Regions from separate parts of the Homo sapiens genome. Here region 1 is linked to region 2. A link is an interaction called in ENCODE POLR2A ChIA-PET data of the cell type or tissue named here. Cell type or tissue: A673. All regions are shown on one strand. Region 1 has its middle 6.0 kb from the start of NEAT1. Region 2 overlaps RBM14-RBM4 (RBM14-RBM4 readthrough).

Evidence for each region. Peaks named below come from ENCODE experiments on the same cell type or tissue, not always from the same donor. Only the 100,000 strongest peaks of a DNase experiment are listed, where the experiment ranks them.
Region 1: POLR2A ChIA-PET joins it to region 2 with 5 read pairs; 1 of 35 experiments calls an interaction of 5 or more read pairs at or near these places.

The regions. Positions count from the first base shown.
Region 1 is chr11:65,415,576-65,418,075 of GRCh38, forward strand. No RefSeq gene overlaps it. Among named protein-coding and RNA genes, the nearest start is that of NEAT1, 6.0 kb to the right of the region's middle. RefSeq lists enhancers at 1,809-1,858, 2,425-2,500. In A673, a CTCF peak has its summit at 939 (motif pointing right); a DNase peak (open chromatin) is centred at 966; H3K4me3 peaks cover 755 bases; H3K27ac peaks cover 2,180 bases.
Region 2 is chr11:66,618,343-66,620,842 of GRCh38, forward strand. All of the region lies in intron 1 of RBM14-RBM4 (RBM14-RBM4 readthrough), which reads left to right. The region is part of intron 1 of RBM14 (RNA binding motif protein 14); the gene reads left to right. Among named protein-coding and RNA genes, the nearest start is that of RBM14-RBM4, 3.0 kb to the left of the region's middle. In A673, no CTCF peak of the experiment used is centred here; a DNase peak (open chromatin) is centred at 1,009; H3K4me3 peaks cover 1,116 bases; H3K27ac peaks cover 970 bases.

The DNA of each region.
Region 1 (2,500 bases), 1.2 Mb before region 2:
CACAGGAGGCTCCAGCCACAACCAGAGCCCAGCAAGAGGCTTGCGCAGACCCACAGCTGAGGCTTCATGTGGCCAGCCCCCAGCCAAGTGGCAGTGCATGGAGAGACACACGGGAGGCCAGAGGTGCTGCTGGGACTCAGAAAAGCCACAGCGACCAAGGCGACCCAGGACGCTGTCATGCTCAGTCTGAAAAAACAGTGGTGCAAGGGGCACAGATAAAGCTGGGAAGGAGAGGGCTGGGGTGGATGTGCCAGGGGCCTCTGACACTTGTCAGGGAGCAGGAGTTCCAACTGCTCCCCGCACACAGGGTTGCAGGATTAGCAACAGAGTTACCCATGGAGACATCAGCTCAGAGTCCAGGCAGCTTTTCAGATGACACCGGGGATAAGAACATAAAGACCAGGAAAATGGGTCACTTTGCACACACATGATGCCCCAACAGATGTGCAGGCCACCACCCAACACAAAGACAGACAATAGACTGGGAGGGGGAGCAGTGATCAAACAAGGCTTCCTGGAGGAGGGGGCCTGACAGGCTCAGTAGGATACAGGTAAATGCAGCAAAGAGAGAGGGCATGGGATGGAGCAGGGACAGTCAACCAAAGCCTGTGACTTTGAGCCTAAGGGACACTGACAGTGCTGACCCAAAGGAGGTGCAGGCCTCGGGACAGATTCTCATCGCTCATTCTTCTCCTTTGTGCAGAGGACTTTTAGAGCTACCTGGCATTTTTCTCCCTGTCCAAATCCACCCCACATTTCAAAGAAAGTAGGCAGACTACCCAACTTCACCCAGAATGGGGGTGCAGGGCTGGGCCTGGGTCTGAGGACTTCAGTTTTAAGCAGCAAGTCCAGTGCCGTGTGGTGGCCCGGCTCCTCTCGCCCCCACTGGGCGGACAGCGTGGGTGGGGCGGAGCCTACTCCCATCTGCAGGTTGCTGGTTCGGCTGCGGCCAGCAGGGGGCAGCTGAGCTCACCCTTTCCTCCTGCCGGGCTGCAGGGACAGTGACAGTGAGCAGCACTGCCCGCCCAGGCAACCTGGAACCAGGGTCGTGCCCCACGACAGAATCTCGGGGGCCTTGGGTCTGGCGCTGCGGGCTCACCCGCTCTCAGAGTGGGAGTCCTGGCTCCTGACTGCCCTGACCTTCTTCCTGCCACTGGGCCCATGATGGGGGTCCCCAACTTTCAAGAACACAGGGTAAGGGGTTTGTTTCCCTGGTGGTGGGCGGGGGCATTCCTCAGCTTCGTGATGGGTCCTGAGTTTTCCAAAGGTCAGGATCCATGTCCTGGAAACGGATTCTGCTGTAGATGTGTGCTTTTCTGTGAAATGACAGCTTAGTAAAAATACTTAAACTGGGGCTATTTGGAGACATCTAAGAGGTGGAGTGAGCACAACCTGGCACTAGTCGCCTCCCTCCTGAGGCAGTTGACTGTCCGGCCTCTGCCCCTGGGCCCTTCCTCCTTCCCAGCTGCCCTGAGCCCTCTTCCAGCACCTCCTGTCCCCACCTCACACACTAAGTCTTCCTGCTATTTTTAACTATTTGACATAATTTGCAAAAGAGAGAATAATAGTCCCAGCTCTTCCCAAGGACTTCTTTGTCCGGTGCCCATCTGACCTTGGCACTTTGTTGTGGGGGTGGCAGTGACCCTGACAAGTTCTCCCAGCCAGCGAGAGCACAGGCCTCCCATACAGTATCGTCAAGGTCAGCAGCCTCCCGGGCAGGGGGGTTCTACTCCCCGCAGAAGCCCTGGCACCATGGCCAACTTGCTCACAGAGGGCACTCAGTCAGACCAAGGTGGGTTGGGGCAGAAAAGGCTCCTTCAGAGATTCAAGGACAGTCACAACTGGTGCTGTGATGGGGCCACCGGGACAAGCACAGTGCAGGCCATTCCCATCAGCAGGGACCCAAGAGGAAGTGGTAGGCTCTGGCAGTGGGGGCGGCTGGCGGTCCTGAAGACAGAGGGCTTTGCAAACCTAGGGGTGGAGGTAGTGGGATGTCAGCACCTGGGCTCCCTGCTCAGAGGAGCTGGCGCCAGGATTCCCAGTGGGTGGGCTTGGGGAGGAGGCTGGAAAGGTTAGCACAGGCGAAAGTGTGGGGCCTAGGAAAGCTGGGCTCGCTTATTTGGCCAAGGAGGGTGGGGAGGGTTGGAGGAGGTCTAGGGGCCGCTGGAGGTGCAGGGCAGCCCGGGGAGGCAGGGCTATGGGGCCCAGCCACGCATTCCACAGGCCTTCTCTCTGCGGGAACAGGAGTGAGGACACAGGCGCTCAGCGTGGCAGGGTGGGAACAGGAAGGTCTCGTGAGCTCTGTGACAGGATGGGGCTACAGGAGACAGAGGTAGCAGTGAGCTGGTGAAGAGGCAGGAGGAGGCAAGGAGGACAGGGTGTTCTAGGGTGCCAGCTCAGGCAAGGCTCCAAGGAGTGGGTGAGTGCTCAGGAGGACGGGGGACCAAGGCCTGGGGTAAGGGGCAGGTGCCCAGGCACTCTAGCATGGCACGGAACAGGG
Region 2 (2,500 bases):
CACCAAGATATTTCATTTGCTGTCCTGGAAAGGCACATGTTTGGGGCCATTCCTAGTCCTTTAAGTGGGGGAAATATAAAGGGTCATAGTGTCCACTACTAGGAACAAGTCCTTGTTCTGCATTAATACTGCATTCTATTTTCCTCAACTCAGGTTATACAAGTCCACGACTATCCGGAATCGGGCTTTCCTGCTGGGTGCTCTGAGGCAGGCTGTATGGTGCATGGATTTTTGCTTTTGTTTAGAGTAAAAGAGTGGTGGGGGAGGGTCTCAGATTGGGTACTTGTCCAGCAAAAGGGTGGGGTATATGAGTCTCATTTGTGAGAGTTTTGTGTTTAATTGACTTACCAAGTTTCTTTTGTGGTTGTTAGGTAGAGTGGCTACTAGGTTGAGAGTCTAGAGTCAAACATCTGAAGGGACAGTCTCCCTGGAACTCAGGCTTCTTGCTGGCTTTCAGGTGGTAGAGAAAGTCAAAAATTTGCCTGAAATTTGCTTGGGACCCAACACCAAGTGACGATGCGGGTGAAGTGCATAACTGCACATGAATTTTTAGAACTCCTGGCTGACTCCTTGTGAGAGTTAGACGGAGTTTTGTGCATCTTGTTCCTTTGTAAACATTTGATTAGCAAAAATGCATTGACTTACTCCGGGAGTGGTGGTCAACTATTTGCAGTTACATTGTTGTGTAACAGAGCTCCTGACATACTTCGATGTAAGAGACTGGGAAAGATTTGAACATCATATCCTCCACTGATGTCTTTTTATCTGTTTGTGATGACGGAAAGTGAGGGTTGAAAGTTGGGAGTGTAGTAGAAGCGACTGGCTCTCTAAAGAGCGTACTCATTTCTTATGCTGGGAATGGTCATTTGATTGAGTCTCCTTGTGTTGGCTGACAGGGCTTTGAAAAGCACAGAAGCTTGGTGTTGCACCAGACAACCAGCTCTGTTTTATTTCACAGGAAAAAAAAACAACATAGTTGCTTGGTTACTCCAGGAGCTTAGATAGGATTTGTAGAACAGAAATCTCAATAGCAACAGTGGATTGTAACCACTCCACAGCTTCCTCCTATTGGGTGTTCAAAGATGAACAGCTTCCGGAAACATGTACAGACTTGTGGGGAGATCTGAAAGACAAAAGAGGAAAATATCTTCTCTTCATTTTTGTGAGTGACTGTTTCTTCTTCCTATACAGAGCTCTGTAGTTTCAAGTTTAAGATTTTTTCTTTTTCTTTTTTTTTTTTTTTAGACGGAGTCTGGCTCTGTCGCCCAGGCTGGAGTGCACTGGCGCCATCTCGGCTCACTGCAAGCTCCGCCTCCTGGGTTCACGCCATTCTCCTGCCTCAGCCTCCCGAGTAGCTGGGACTACAGGCGCCCGCCACCACACCCAGCTAATTTTTTGTATTTTTAGTAGAGACGGGGTTTCACTGTGTTAGCCAGGATGGTCTCGATCTCCTGACCTTGTGATCCGCCTGCCTCAGCCTCCCAAAGTGCTGGGATTACAGGCGCAAGCCACCGCGCCTAGCCCTCAAGTTTAAGATTTTTAGTCTTAAGATAGGAGAACTTGTTTTTCTGGATTCACTTAACTTTGTTACTGGAGGACTTGTGATGCCACCAGACCATTTGGAGATCTCTGTAAAACATTACTTGATAGTCCCAATGCAGTGATTTCCTTCAGAGTTTCCTTGAATTAGATCTGTGGGCAAGAAGGTTCCTGGAATTTTTCAGATCTCTGGTTTTAATGGTCTTAGGAGTACTTGGGTGTTAGGGCATCTTTAATCTAGCTAGGTCTGTGCTTTGCACTTACTGTGATGGGGCTTATCACTACAGGATGCAGTTGAGTTAGCTGGGCAACCTATTCACACTTTTCCCCTCCAGTGTCAGGCTTAGAAACTTCCTGATACAATTTGGTTATAATTGTATCAGATGGATTTTTAAATTTTGTATTTATTTTTATGTTATTTATATATTTATTATTTTTTTTTATGAGACAGAGTCTCATTCTGTTGCCCAGGCTGGAGTGCAGTGGTGAGATCTTGGCTCACTGCAACCTCCGTCTCCTGGGTTCAAGCAATTCTCCTGCCTCAGCCTCTCAAGTAGCTGGGTCTACAGGCCACCACACCTGGCTAATTTTTGAATTTTTAGTAGAGACAGGGTTTCACTATGTTGGCCAGGCTGGTCTTGAACTCCTGACCTCAGGTGATCTTCCTGCCTCGGCCTCCCAAAGTGTTGGGATTACAGGTGTGAGCCACCATGCCCGGCTTGGATTTTTAAATTTTTTGATCAGTTATAAAACTCATTTGGGTAGTCATTTGAATCATACATGTGAAATCTCAATTTTCAGATTTCACCACTTGGTCTGAATAAAACTCACTAAGGAGGGAAACAGACAGTGGGATGTCCAAATGCTCTTGTAAGCCCATGGAAGTTTTTGTCTCATTCTAGTGTCAGGAAGTTGTGGATAGAATAATCAGGACTGTTAGAATTGTTCCTTAATATTCCCT